Regions from separate parts of the Homo sapiens genome. Here region 2 is linked to region 1. A link is a loop called in an ENCODE intact Hi-C map of the cell type or tissue named here. Cell type or tissue: CD4-positive, alpha-beta T cell. All regions are shown on one strand.

What was found. Peaks named below come from ENCODE experiments on the same cell type or tissue, not always from the same donor. Only the 100,000 strongest peaks of a DNase experiment are listed, where the experiment ranks them.
Region 2: it touches region 1 in a loop (2.6-fold over the local background); 15 of 110 quality-filtered maps call a loop at or near these places.

The regions. Positions count from the first base shown.
Region 1 is chr11:95,853,052-95,861,051 of GRCh38, forward strand. It overlaps MTMR2 (myotubularin related protein 2), which reads right to left. Exons shown (of 15, transcript NM_016156.6): 6 at 5,480-5,581; 7 at 4,501-4,584. Among named protein-coding and RNA genes, the nearest start is that of CEP57, 67 kb to the left of the region's middle. In CD4-positive, alpha-beta T cell, no CTCF peak of the experiment used is centred here; no DNase peak of the experiment used is centred here.
Region 2 is chr11:96,042,590-96,050,589 of GRCh38, forward strand. The region is part of intron 2 of MAML2 (mastermind like transcriptional coactivator 2); the gene reads right to left. Among named protein-coding and RNA genes, the nearest start is that of MTMR2, 120 kb to the left of the region's middle. In CD4-positive, alpha-beta T cell, no CTCF peak of the experiment used is centred here; no DNase peak of the experiment used is centred here.

The DNA of each region.
Region 1 (8,000 bases):
TATATATACACAGTTCACTGTACTTTTTATTATAGCACGTGAAAAATATATATTTCATATTTTTTATATATGTATATATCATATATATACTTATATATTTTTTTCACATGCTGTACTAAAAAGTACAGTGAATTGGCAAGTTTAAAGAGATGGTATTCAACCAAGAAACCTGGTTATCATCTTTAACTCCTCCCCCTCCCTTATCCCTTACATCCAGTCAGTGACCAATTTCTATGATTTTTCCTCCAGAAATACCAGAAGTTTGCTCACTTTTTTCAATTCTTACCACCACTTCCCTAATTCAGGCCATTATCACTTCTCTCCTGTCCCTCTATAATCCATTCTCTACACTGCCTCCACAGTAATCTTTTAAGATGCAAAAGGGATTATGTCATTCCTCTGCTTAAAATCAATGGCTACCTATTGCTTTTCATATAAAATATGAAGTCCTTTACCAGACTTAGCAAAGCCCTCTACAATCCTGCTTTCTCCAGATCTCTCCCTTGCCACTGTATGCTCTGGTCTAGTCTATATCAAACGTCTTTCAGCTCCCAGATGGCCTCATGTTCTCTCCCTACAGTACTTGCTCTATCAGACTATTCATTACATTATATTGTAATTGTTAATCTATTTGTTTGAATGCTCCACTGAACACAAACTCTTTGGGAACCTGGACTTTATCATTTTGTTTCATATTTTAGCCACTAGTATTTAGAAGGTATTATATGAATTTGATAAATGCATGAATGAATAAATCAGTGAACCACAGGAAGTTTCCATATGAAGCAAAATTAGTTTCTGAAGTTTTCTTAGAAAACATGGAGTCAGAGCTAAAGGTCAGATCACTTGAGAAGTATACATCAGAGGGCCTAATGTACCATCCCCCAACCCAGAAAGGTACTCCTGTCTCTCTCCCACCCCACTTCCCATATCCTTGTAAAAACACTACCAGGAGAACCACTGTTCTCATGGGGAATGTCACATTATTCACGTAAGTAGCAGGGTGGGGTAGGAATGAGAACCAATGACTTAGATTACCTTCATGGCTATTGTCCTCCTCATTCTTAGATAAGCCGACACACCTATCTTCACTAAAAACTGCCTTTCAAGCAGAAAACTGGAATTGGCTAGCCCTCAGACACTCTCTTTGTAGACTACTAAAAATATACTGACAATTATTGATCTTTGGTATATATCTACTCTCCAAGCAAAATCACTGCCCTTCAGTATCCACTTGTCAGGGTCAAGTTTATTATACAAACAAACTGAAAGGACCATGGCTTTCTTAGTTACTTACATTCCAGTTCTAAGGATAAGTTCTCTTTCCCTTGACTGAAGTAACTGTTTTCCAAGTTTGTTAAGTAATGCATGTAACTTATGTTGGGTATTTCTGCAGAAGACCGTGCTCGTTATCTTTTTTGTTCGTTTCATGAGATAAGGTCTCTGCACTCTTCACCAGGCTGGACTGCAGTGGTACAATCACAGCTCACTGCAGCCTCAACCTCCAGGGCTCAAGCAATCCTCCCACATCCGCCTCCAGAGTAGCTAGGACTTCAGGCATGCACCACCATGCCTGGCTAATTTTTGTATTTTTTGTAGAGATAGGGTTTCACTATGTTGCCCAGGCTGGTGTCGAACTCCTGAGCTCAAGCAATCCTCCCACCTTGGCTTCTCAAAGTGCTGGGGTCACAGGTGTGAACCACTGTACTGGACTGCTCATTATCTTTATACAGATTTTTACCCATGACTTGATATTTTTCCTTTTTGTTTTTTTTGAGACAGGGTCTCACTCTGTCATCCAGGCTGGAGTGCAGTGGCATGCTCAGGGCTCACTGCAGCCTCGAGCTCCAGGGCTCCATCAATCCTCCTGCCTCAACCCCCCTGGATAGCTGTGACTACAAGCATGTGTCACCACACCTGGCTAATTTTTGTATTTTTGGTAGAGACAGGGTTTCACCATGTTGCCCAGGCTTGTCTTGAACTCCTGGGCTCGAGCAATCCTCCCACCTTGGCCTCCCAAAGTGCTGGGATTACAGGTGTGAGCCACTGTGCCCAGATGACTTGATTTTTCTTGGCCTTATCCACAAACTCCATAGTCCTGTCTATAATCACTACATACTGTATATGTCCTTCAAGAGTAAATTAAAGAAACATTCTCCTATATGACAAACCTAAATGGTTATTAATAACTTTGTCCATTTTTATTTATTTACTTATTTTTTGAGACATGGCATCTCACTATTGCCCAAGCTTGAGTGCAGTGGCACATTCACAGCTCACCACAGCCTTGATCTCCCAGGCTCAGGTGGTCTTCCCACCTCAGCCTCCCAAGTAGCTGGGACTACAGGTGCATGCCACACCTGGCTAATTTTTATTTTTTTGTATAGATGGTGTTTCACTATGTTGCCCACGCTGGTCTCAAACTCCTGGGCTCAAGCGACCTGCCTGCCTCGGCCTCCCAAAGTGCTGGGATTACAGGTGTGAGCCACTGCGCCCAGCCTTTGCCCATTTTTGAAGAGATATAGTCTAATTTCTTTTAAGACTATTAAGTGTAGATCTGTTGAATGAATGTAGCTTTCATTTTTTTAGTGGCAGCACATGATAAAGCCAGTCATGATATCTGTTTTTCAGAGCCTCACAATGTAATAAATATAATAATCATCATTTGGATAGATTTTTACAGTTTACAAAGTGCCTTTCTATATGTCACTAATCCTTCAAACATCCCATAACGTGGTATCTATCACCAAGTAAAAAATGAAGGCACTGTGCCATAAATGATTCATTCAAGAGCCTACATCTGAGTGTGAGAGTAAGAACTAGAGCTAAAATTCAAAACTAAGTTTTCTAAATGTGCTAGAATTAGAGTGTGGTGGTAATTGCACAATTTCGTGAATATGTTAAAAAGCAGTGGACTGTATACTTTAAAACAGTAAATTTTATGGTATGTGAGTTACATCTCAATTTAAAAAAAAGAAAGGTCTATATGTTTGAAGATGGTACCATCTCCAAAATATATTAATGAAGAAAGAAAAGCACAGAAGAGTGTGCATGGCATGCTACCATATGCTTAAAAAAACAATACCCACACATATATACACAAGCTTTGTAGGCATGAAACCTTTGAAAAAAATACTCAGGAAACCAATAATATCATTTCCTAAAGGGAGGGGAACTGGAATGGCTAGGGGGACACAGGTTGTCCTGCAAGGAAAACCTACCTTTCAGTATACCCTGCTGGACCTTTTGAATTTTGTACAGAATGCAAGTATTACCACTTCCTTTTTTTTTTTTATTTAAAGGGGGGGAAGTGAATAATCTGATGCTTTATCATTAGTCCTTAATTTTAAGAGATCATCTTCATTTTCTTCTGTAATAAACTTAAAATATATCCAAGAAAAAAATCTTAAAACTACAGCTTCTAACTACAAATACAGTGTCCTCTCCATTAGACCTTTTAGTTGACTCAGAGACAGTTTCTCATGCTGCCAAAAAAAAAAAAGCCAACAAATTCATCTAGTAAGTCAAAGACCATAAAGCATCCATACCATTTTATGTAGAAGCTAATGCTCTATTCTTACTGCCACAATTCCTAATCTCTTAATTCTCTTTCTGTATGGGTATAGTTGTTCATTTACACTTCAACTTATTTTTTTTCAGTAATAATTTACCTCTTTTCTTTAGACACCTGCTTTCCAAAGTTCTACACTGAATGCTCCTGGGACAGCAATTTCTTCCCAGATTCTCAAAGAGTAGTCCTCATTTTTATAATTTCTAAAGACACCTGCTAGACTTTTTGGTTGCTTAGTCATCTTCTTCTGACACTGGATTTTTGAGTTAGCATGAATCTCCTGTTTCTTGTATACTCTTGGCTTTTAGTTGATTCCCACTTATTTTGTATTCTATTTCATATTTTGCCAAATAACTTTATAACTGAATGAGGAAATTTCAACTTCACTTTCCACATGTAAGTGTGGTAACAAACCCCACTTCAAGTCATTTAGATATCTTTAGCTCTCTGGTGGTGGTTCTTTACCTCTACCTGGCTTTGTGAAACAAAACCACAATAAATTAGAAATGTTATAATTAAAATGCTACGTTTGAAATTTAAATACAAAAGTAAAAGCTCAAGAATTTTCATATTTGAATTCTAGAATACTCTAGATAACAAATCTAATGATTACCAAGAAATAATCAATATGTCTTAAATTCTCAAGAAAGCATAGTGGACAGGAGGAAAGTTAAAAATAAAGAAAAGACTATTTTAGGTGGGGCTTAAGTAATGCAGTATAGGGACTCTTTGGGAAGTGGTATACTGAAGGAAGAATAGGAAGAATGATATACTAAAACAGATTTCAAGATTGAATTCTGCTTTAATCTCTTAATGTGGTGAATTACTGTGGTATGAGATATGCTGGTTTTCGTACATGGTTCCACCCAGTTTTCTTTGGAATGAAAAGAATACAAAATACTAAAATTGAAAGAGAAGAAAGTACATACCTGCCTTCTATACTCTAAAAGAGGGTCATATAGCTTCCACCCATTTTCAGGGAATACTTCTTTGTATTCAAAAGCAAAAAGAGGCTACAAAAAAGTAAACAATGGTAAGAGCTAAAAAAGATATTCACAAAGGTAATGAATCAGAAATGTATCCATATATCCAAAGTTTTCATTTATTTATCTGCAAGAACATTTTATGTATTAGCATCCTTTTTTGTATTATAGTTTTTGTTTTATCATTTTGAAAATCTATTTTTTTACATATTTTTAAGCATACAAAAAAGCAAAGACACTTGCCAACAAAACTTATCAAATACCAACATATCATTGTATTTCTTTCAGATTATCCTTGGTAGCCTTTGTAGGTTTACTTTCAAATAAAGACATTACATTTAAACACAACTATGATGTGAAAAAAATTTGAACTGGAGTCATAAGACCAACGTTGATTCCAAATGGTACTCCTACTAACTGTGCCCTTGAGTTAACTGCTTACCTGATGTTGCTTTCATCGCTAAACAGGGATAAATAATATCTACCACCATAGGCTACATAGAAGTGAAATGATATAAACGTGGGAGTCTAACACTGTCTAAAGCACATAGTGGGAACTCAGGGTTTGCCTACCCTTACCTCCCTCCCAAATTGCTAGTGTTAACTGGCTCCCAATTAAAAAGGAGATTACAAATCCTAATGAAGACAACAGGTAACTTTTCATCATGGAAACACCCTGAATAGCAAGATCATATAATCATAAAATGTTAGTGCTGGAATGGACCTCAGAAATCAGCTAGTCCAGCTTCCTTTATTTCATACCTAAAGAAATTGATCTAAGAGACTAAGTTACACTTACACTATACATCTGGTTAAATGTCAAAGCAGGGATGTAAATGTAGAGATTCTAGACAGCCTAGACAAGTTTCTTTATACGACATCAATAATTATAGCACAAATTTTCCAAAGACAGGAAACATTTTACCAGGTTATTAGAGACAGGAAATGCATATTTCATTAGATTCTCAAATATGGATCTTCTTGTCCGCCCCTCAGGTTTATGAGCAAATCGTAAATTCCTAATATCCTAGAAAAGATTTAGGAACCAAGTTAATAATTGTTCACTACTTACTTAAATGAATAAATAAGGTTACTTGGAACTATCTTGTAAAATGTTAAGATCTGTGAATGTGGGATACAAAAATAAATCAGACATCAGCTCCTGGAGACAGGGAAATTATAATGGTTTATTGGGAAAAACTGAAAGAAACACAAGGTACTCTACTATGAAGCAGAATTCAGAGGGCAGGAAATTTACCTATGCTTATGGACTCAAAATAGGCCAGTGAAAGAGGTAGTATTTGATGTAACCACTGGAGATTAACGATATTACATCTGAAGATTAATATCATGACTGATACAAACTATCAGCATATGTGCTTTCCCTGTGAAAGCCCATTTTCTGTCATAAATTTCTTTATTTATAAAACCTGATTAGTAGTTGTTACATTTCATACGTGTCTTCAGTTCATTATATCTGGTGATTATTTTCCTACTAACTATCCCTTCCCAGGGTTCATTTGCATTGGACCTTCTCTTCCTAAGTCCCCTGCTACTAGTAGACTTGATAGAACTAAACCCTGCCTGAAAGTGTTCCTTCCTTCACTCCATAACCACATTCTTCCACCATCTACTGACACATAACTCTGAATAGTTTAGTTTATATTATCCAGGCTCTACAGTAAGGTCTAAAGACCAAGTTTCCCTTCCATTTGTCCCTAAGCAGTTTTCTATGCTCAGACTGAATGCAGTTATTCATGTTCCGGTTTACTGGTATCTTAACAGCACTTAGAAAAAAACTGGGGATTAAGATAATTTCAAGGGCCAGGCACAGTGGCTCATGCCTGTTATTCCAACACTTTGGGTGGACAAAGCAAGAGGGACACTTGAGGTGTTCTACTTCTAAAACAGTGGTGGGGAAAAATTGGTATTGTAGACTTTTCCTATGTTCTTATCTACCGACATTCTTTAAATGCATTGATTGATACTTGAATGAAACATGAATTGTTACAAGTTCAAGGCCAGCCTGGGCAACATAGTGAGACCTTGTCTCTACAAAAAATTTTTTAAAAAAAATTTATAAGAAAAGAATAATTTTAAGACTGATCATTTTATTTAAATGTTTTTACCTAGGCAGAATTCAAAATAGCTTTATTATGCCTCATTTTGTAGAACCACACACAAAGCCTCTCCACTACAGTGTACCCACAATACATAAGTAAGACAGTATATGATCCAAAACTAGAATGCTGGCTTTACTATCTTTTAAAATAAACATGTGCGGGAACCTAAGCTGATATCTTGTTTTCCCTCAGTAAATATCTTTATAACTAGGTGAGATACTCAGAATCATTCTGTTAACCACAGAGTTCTCTGAAAGTACCATGTCAGGGGCCCTACAAATATTTTTGTTTATTGATAACGATCCTGTTCCATGGAAAGAAATTATATTTAAAATGATTAAGATTCAAAATTATCTTCTTTCACATCGTCTTATATTCTATGCACTACTTACTCTTAAACTACAGAAAAGTGATCAGGAAACAGTGTGCTTGACACATGGTTGCCAGCGATTACACTCACAGAGCCCTTCTGACTATAATGGAAAACCACAGGCCAGGCACAGTGGCTCACACCTGTAATCTCAACACTTTGGGAGGCCAAGGCGGGCAGATCACTTGAGGCCAGGAGTTCAACACCAACCTGGCCAATGTGGTGAAACCCATCTCTACCAAAAATACAAAAATTAGCCAGGCATGGTGGCATATGCCTGTAATCCCAGCTACTGAGGAGGCTGAGGTAGGAGAATCACTTGAACCCGGGAGGCAGAGGCTGCAGTAAGCCAAGATCACGCCACTGCACTCCAGCCTAAGCAACAGAGCCAGACTCTTGTCTCAAAAAAAAAGAAAACTACAAAAATAATTACTAAGTCATTAGCTTTAATACCAGAGTCACAAAACTTCTAAGATTAGCATAACAAAGTATCTTGAATTATACACATGCTGTTTCTTTTGGCACTGGCAGAATAAAAAGAAAGGAACAATGTGATGTAGAATCTCAATGTGCATGGGTGTTAGTTAATTAGGCCTTAATAACAGTGACCTGGAGAAGTGGTACGTAGAATTAAATACCTATGACTTAATGGTAAAAATGTAACAATCTATGTTTCATTCAAGTATCAACGCATTTAAAGAATGCCAGTAAATAAGAACATAAGAAAAGTCTACAATATCAACTTTTCCACACTATTGTTTTAGAAGTAGAAAAACTGGCCGGGCACGGTGGCTCACGCCTGTAATCCCAGCACTTTGAGAGGCCGAGATGGGCAGATCACGAGGTCAGGAGATTGGGACCATCCTGGCTAACATGGTGAAACCCCATCTCTACTAAAAATACAAAAAAAAATTAGCTGGGCGTGGTGGTGGGCGCCTGTAGTCCCAGCTACT
Region 2 (8,000 bases), 190 kb after region 1:
TCCTTCACCATTGGCTCCCATCCTACCTTTTCGTCTTTAAGCCAGGCCTGTTCCCCATGAAGCCTTTTCTCCATCTTCCTTATTTACCTAATGTCACAAAGCTCAATGAAGTCCTTGTTAAGATGATGCTTGTTACCAACCAATCGTTAACGTTCTTTTTTTTTTTTTTTTTTGCGACGGAGTCTAGCTCTGTCACCCAGGCTGGAGTGCAGTGGTGCCACCTCTGCTCACTGCGTCCTCCAACTTCTGGGTTCAAGCAATTCTCCTGCTTCAGCCTCCTGAGTAGCTAGGACTACAGGCATGTACCACCACACCCGGCTAATTTTTTGTATTTTTAGTAGAGATGGGGTTTCACCATGTTGGCCAGGCTGATCTCAAACTCCTGGCCTCAAGTGATCTTCCCGCCTTAGCCTCCCAAAGTGCTGGGATTACAGGCATGAGCCACCACCCGGCGAATCCTTAACATTCTCTTGTCTGGGTACCACCTTTAATTTAGTACTGGGTTCTCCAGGGAACACACAAAGAACACCATCTTTATCTTAGATCAGCTAAATTATTACTTTACTTTTATATCAACGGAAGGAAGGACCAACAGCTAATACTGATATCATTTTACAAACAGGAACACAAAAGATCAGACACATTAGCTAATGGATTTGGGTTCTAACTAGCAAAATTTGCTTCCTGTCCCAGAATCAGCACTATGACTAGAGAGTACAGACAGGGAGGTCCAGGCAGAAGGTCCAATCCCCCTGTCCAGGAACAGAAAAGTACTTCAAAAGAAGGAACAACATAAAGAAGCCTTATAAAAGTTCTCAAATGGAAATGAGAAAAAAACTCTGCCATCTGGGCTACAGAGAAAGAGCTACAAGGGCTGCCAAATATACTTTAATGGTCACTGGTGGAAACCTGGTCTCCCCATATAAAGGGAAAGGATTCTGGAACTTATGCTGCACACAGATGGTAAAGTAATTTGCATTTAATATAAAAATTTTCCCATCAGAGGAAGACCAGAATCGATGAGAAATCCCTGTTCATTTCCTCTGGTTAAAACAACAACAAAAACTAAATGGATGATAGAATGTCTGGTTGAATAATTCAACTATAACAAAATATTTTTTGGGCAGGCAATTATTCTGCATGAAGCACTGCACTAAGCAATAATGGTGCCACAGAGGTGACTATGGGGCAGTGTTTTCTTTCTAGGAACTTTCAGTTGAAAGGATTAGAAAAACACACAGTAACTATCCTACTAAGAAGAAAATAAGAATGCCTTCCAACAGAGGCATTCAAAGAAAGGGTTCCCTAAGTGCTGGTGGTAACTCTGGTAGTAACTTCCATAATGGACTTAAAATAAGTAGATGAAGGTAATCATCTATGTCAATCAGGTGAGTAATGGCCCAGGGCCTATGGCCCATGGAGACAAAGGCAGGTGTGGAGTACACAAAGCCAGAGGGAAATCCTGGAAATCACACCTTGTATGAAGGTTACAAGCTAAGGTAGGAATCCAAGACTGTGTTGCTAACCAAGGGACTGGATAAACAATGGGAACCAAGCTGTGGAACAAGAACAGGGCCCGAAAATTCTTGGGTCTCAGAAGTGCTGGGGTATCTGGCTGGGCAAGAGGGAGGCGTGCCTGGAAGGGTTTTGGTGGTGGACTCTAGGTGCCAGCAGCAGTTTTTCACATGGTTGCATGGATGCCTTAAGTATTTTGTAGAATATAGGACAGAACACACACAACCTATTTGTCATGACATGTAGGGTGGTGGTAAAGGTTCTCTGCTCCCAGTTTTTCCCTTCCCTGCCTACTGCACAAATTCAACCATTCTTTGGGTATAAAATTCCCCCCATTCTCTCCCTTCCTCTCCTTTCATATGGTTATTGAGTATATATTATGTCCCAGGCATTGTGCTAGGCTTAAGAATTCCTATTAAAACACAAATACCCTAGGAGAAACCTTAATCTTGGCATAGAGGGAGTGCTCAATAATTATATTTGGAATGAATGCATGAGGCCATGATCAGCTAACATCTTAGAAAGGATTGTGACTGCAAGCCAGGAAAGAGCAACCATGCAGGTAGCTGGGATGATATACAAGCATTAGCTGCTGAAGTGAATCAAGAGAAAAAGAGGTCCATTGGCAAGTTTTTCTGACTGTACAATTTTGTTCAGAGATGAATCTGTCTCACCTATTTGGAAATGAAAGTTGTTGACGAAAAACTAAGTCATTCAACTCCTTGAAGATGAGGTATTTTTGTCTTCATCCATTGTAATGAAAGGGCTCTTGTTCCAGATAAAAGTATCAGGATGACTTTCGTGAATCAGGATATGCCTGCACTTAGTGTGAGTCTCTTGATCATGCACACTCTTAGGACAGGACCACTGCAGATACACTCATGGAGGTTTTGCCTACACAAGAGCACTTGGTTGAAAAAGCAAGTTAAGACTGAAATATATCCATCCTGCACTTCACCAAGCCTTGCACCCAGGGTGGGTGGGTGGAGATGGGGGTGGTGGTGGTGGATAGGCCCTAAGGAAGAGCAGCCTTTTTCTAATTTGCTCAAAGGTTTTCCTGTATCTGGTGATTTAGGTCATATGGATGTCCCTGGTCACCCGTACTGAGCAAAGTCATTTTTGTTCATCAAGTTCTATATTAACTGTTGGAGCTAGAACAAAAAGCCATTCTTTATCTGCTGTGAGAGAGTATGGTGCCTGCATATTACGGAATCAGAAAAGAACTGAGGCTAAGAAGACCTGGGTGAACCCTAGTCCTGCCACTTCCTTTTTGTGTGGCAGAGGGGAGTTCACCTCTCAGCCTCAGTTTCCTCATCTGTGAGATTAATGTTACAGATTTGGGAATGTCTGAGATCTCCCCAAACCTCAGATGTCTATGATTCTCTCCTAATGCCATCAAAGATTAAGTCCTTTACCCCTTCAATAGTCCTTTCTTGCCATTCAAAACCAGTTTCAACAAAACAAAACAACAATCAGAAAGAAAAATTGGTGTGTATAGAAAGTAACGTTTGGGCTGAACCAAAATTCTTTGGTTCAATTTAATTCTTAATTTAAGAACAGGTCACAGAGAAAACAATTCACCAAATAAAAGGAATATTTTGTCACTCAGATAACTGAGTTAAACAGAGAATACCCTCCAAGTGGATGAAACTTCCTTGTAGAGCCTAGAAGATAAATCGAGACAAACTGGTGACCTCAGGAAACATTTGATTGCCAAAGTGATGTAATAATGGGATTTTTTTTCCCTCGTAACCTTTTGCTGCCCCTCTTTATTTTTCTCCCAGTCAGCACACTTCTGTTTTTTTTTTTTTTTTCCCCCATTCCTGTTATTGTTTTTGGTTTTGCCCTTGGCCTTCTGTTTTGTTAGGTCTTATTTCTGAACGAAAGGCTGCTAACCCACAGAATTTACTTTTGAAAGAAGTGAACGATTTCTTTCTCCTTCTCCTTCACTTGCCTCCTGCCATGCCAGCAGGCAGCGCTGCTTGGTAAGAGAAACTGGCAGGAGTATGCGTCTGAGTTGGGGGAGGAGGAGAGAGGGGAGCAGGCAGGGGGCAGGAGGGAGGATTCTGACCAGCGCAGGTGAGGTAGAAGCAGAGCTAATGAGAAGCATATGCCGCCAACCATTTTAAAGGCAGGCTCGAGCCAAGAGACGTGATGAATTGCAAGAATGTGTTGTGTTCATAGCCGGGGAGCTGGCAGAAATAGCCCAGCTAAAGGACTAGGATGGAAGGGTTTTTTTTGTTGTTGGTTTTTTTTTTCTTTTAAGAACTCAGGCTTAAAAATACATTTCTCTTTGTCAGCAAAATGTTCTAGTTTCAAAACTATGAATGGTAGACTACCTCTGTCAGACTAATGCTTTTCTTTTTACCTCAGATACTGTAAGATACGAGTTACCTTCAAATTAAAGGTAATACCTATACCAAATAGACTTAGATGATAGCAGCTCTGAGCAACTTGGGACATTCTGAATACACAGGACAATTCTAGCCCCTGGATTTGAACAGGTGAACTCTGCTTACATCAGAAGGCCCTGAGGAGGACAGGTAGAAACAGAGCAAAGGCCCAGGAAGATTTTTTCCTTCCTTTCCTTCTCTTTCCACCCTCTCTCCTTCTCTCTCTCCCTTCCTTCCTCCCCAAATTATTTGTAAAGTATCTTCTAAGTGTCAGAGTCTGTTTAGGAAAAGATATGGTGGAGAAATGGAATCTAGGTATCACCTCCAAAACCTGTGCCCTCCAGATCACCCAGGAAGTTGACAGAGGCTTTCCTTCAGAGGCCTACACTAAAGCTCTCTCAAAATGTTTAGTTGGCAGAATCATAGTCCCTACTTTCCAACAATAAGTTTGTTAGAATTGACTCTTGAGTAAGAGCTTAGCCCAAGACTAGATCAGGACCTTACAATGAGAAGACTGTATTTTTAAGTTGAGGCTATCAATAAATAGACAGAAACAAAATTTTGCCTTTGGTACCTTCTATCTTCTTTTTACATGTCTAAGTTTGCTTGTGTTGTTCCTGGCCACTCAGTTTCCAACTGACAGGAGTATAGTGTCCACATAGATGTTGTTTACTCCTGCTTCCCCTAGTGCCTGGCATAGGGCTGGCACTTAATAGCTAATTAAATAGTTGTTCAATGAATAAATGAGTGCTTTCCCTTCAAATGCCCCTATTCTAAATTTCCTTTCACTTTCTTGTTGCTCAACTAACTCACCTCCCAACCCAAACTCCAAGCAGTTTTATCTCAAATCCTTGTTCTGTCATTTTATAATAAAAAACCTTGGGCAAATTACTGAATTCTCTAAGCTTCAGTATCCTCTTCTTTAAGTGGGGTTAATAAAATTTACTTTACAGGTATGCTTTGAGGATTCATTGGAAATTTATATACAGAAAACTTAAATAAAATGCCTTGTCCATCTCTTGGCATGTAGTAAGCATCCAAAAGAGACTGATTACCTCTTTCTTCTTTTCACCCCTTCTGATAATCTCCATCAAGTATTAGAAAAAAAATGTAGTTAAAACTAGGCTTGTTGGCCGGGCGCGGTGGCTCATGCCTGTAATCCCAGCACGTTGAAAGGCCGAGGCAGGTAGATCACGAAGTCACGAGCTCGAGACCAGCCTGGCCAAGATGGTGAAACCCTGTCTCTACTAAAAATACAAAAATTAGCTGGGCATGGTGGTGGTGGGCACCTGTAATCCCAGCTACTCGGGAGTCTGAGGCAGGAGAATCGTTTGAACCCAGGAGGCGGAGGTTGCAGTGAGCCAAGATCATGCCACTGCACTCCAGCCTGGGCGACAGGCAAGACTCTGCCTCAAAAAAAAAAAAAAAAAAAAAAAAGAAAAAAGAGAGAGAGAAAGAAAAAACAACAAAAAACAAGTCTTGTTAAGTTATGAATGAGGAATGAGTCTAATCCTTCTAGACTACAGTAGAAAATATGGAGGTGGTAGGTGGGGTAGTTTGAGAAGCCAAGACGTTTTAGGGTTCATACCCACTCTGTGCTATCTCCATCCTCCATGCTCTGTTTGGACAGCCAGTACCCACTCTAGTTACCTCAGCACTTCAGATCAGGTGTCATAAAAAGGTGCACCACTTTTAAAAGGTTGCTGACACCCCCATACACTGCAGTTAACATTATTCTAACTTAATTTAATAGGTGAGCAAGTTAATGGAAAACAATGAAATCTGGATCAAGAAATAAGAATTTATAAGAATCAAAATGTAGTATAAAATTACATGATCAAAGAAAACAAAGTAAATCCATAAATGTTCATTCCCAATGTTTATTTGATGTCCCAAATAAATAAAGTTTAGGAGGATGAAATCATGCCAATAAAATCCACTCTGAATTTTTTTATACAACTAATTTTTTGCACTGTAATTTAGGCAGAAAGAAAATGATTTTAAATTAAAATTTTTAACACATATAGGTAATTAAATTTATGTGGCTATTTTCTAAGAAAATGTCTTAAGAGGAGTTCAAGGAAATAAAGTATAAAATTTCATTAAATTTACCTTCATTGGAAGAATATATGATGAAATAGATTTTTAAAGTTTCCTAAAGAAACTGTTATTCTATCTGACAGAACCAAAGTCTTTCTTTTTTTTTCCTTCTCTTAGATTGGCATGACCTACAAGAAAATACCCATTTATGGTTTCCAAATGCCAACATGTCGACATTTCTATATTTTTTCCATCCTTCATGCAAGTTTTAAAATTTACTTGACAATTAAACTGCCTAATTTAGAATTTTGCTTGCCAATTGCAAATTCTTTCGTTGCACAGATCTATGAATTAATCAGAACAAAGTAGAAAAGTGCTAGCCATAGTGGAAGAATTTAGTTTAATTTTTCTTCTTGGCAGGAATATGTGTTCAAGTACATTATAAGCAGACAAAACATGTAGCTGAAAATTTTTTGGAAGAGCTATTAAACTTTCCACTATAATGAACCAGTGATGCTTCTAATATCTCAAATAGAATTCTATTGATTTGGAACCTGTTCTCATGTTACTTAGCAGGTCTTCAAGGTAGATAATGAGTTGTAATTACTATTTCCTTTAAAAGGACTTGGACAAGATGAGCTGCAGGGTGGTGACTTCAGAACTGGCATACTATGCTCTATTTTTCTTTACTCCTCTTTGTACTTTGTGTCCTTTTAAAATCATTTGTATTATCAACTCCATTTTAGAATAGGTAATAATATAAAGTAGAGAAATTTACATAAAATGAAGATTTCCCTTTGTCTCACATATATTTTCATCCAAATTTAACTTTCTTTCCATTTCAATAAAGTCCCTTTTCTTTTTTTGACAAAGAAGGTAAAAGTAATTTTTAAAGGAAACATGGAATCTGTTCCCAGTGTGTTTATAGATTGGCTTAATAGAAATAATGCATAGTTTATAAAGCATCTCCATGAAGATATCACTGAACACAGGACATAGGATTTGGACTAACACTAAACCTGACTAAACTCTTGGCTCCACTATGTATAGCTGAGCGACCGTGGGCAAGTGTTGTAATCTCTCTGAGCTTTGGTTTTTGCTAAGAAGTAAGGCCAATAATACTTGGTGACTAATCAAGAGGCTGTAAGTAAAGCATTTTGCACAGTCCCTGGTATACAGTAAGAATTTAATAAACAGAAACTACTATTATCATCCAGGCAGAAGAATAAATGGAGTACTTAATCCTTTTACTAATTCAAGTGTGTGCTAATTGAAATCTCTAACACCTCATTAATGTGGAATGACTTGGGAGTTTAGTGGTTCTCACTGGTCAAAAATTTCCCTAATTACTTAAAGATGTTTATTATCATTAATAATTTAAATCAGGGAAGTCACGACTTCTCTGAGCTACTCACTTAAGTAGATCAAACCCCATCCAACCGTGTTGGAATTCACTCACGTTCTTTCCGAACAGTAAAGCTACCATAGATTTTTACCATGGTCCTTTCAACTTTTTACCTCTCTGATCTCATTTTATTCCATTTTACCCTCAAAACAACCCAGTAAGGAAGGGTAAAACTCAAAAGATCCTTACCGGTGTGGCTCCTGGACCTATTTAATAATCTATTAAGATCATACAGATCTAAGGAAACTGACATCCCTGGGTATTTATACAAGTGAGTGTATGTGTGAGAGAGTCAACTACACTTGAGTTCTGAAGAATGGGACTGTCGGTAGGGGCTGATGTGAAGGGCAGGCATAGGGTGAAAGATCACTGGGCTTGACTCTTGGTTGTTGAAGGGAGGACACCGACTGGCAAATATGGCCATGCCTGTATTATTCCACTCTGGGACATATTTGTGGCATATATGAGATGTAAGAATGAATCCTTCACAGGGACATTGGATGGGTTTTTCAGGCTATGTAGTAAATAACTATTTGGATGGTGCAGGCAAAGAGTTAACAAAAACTCTTTTCCTTTTTGCATGAGAATCTGACCTTTGGTTAACTTCTTAACTTGGTTTCCCTGGAAACAGATAAAGATGGTATGTG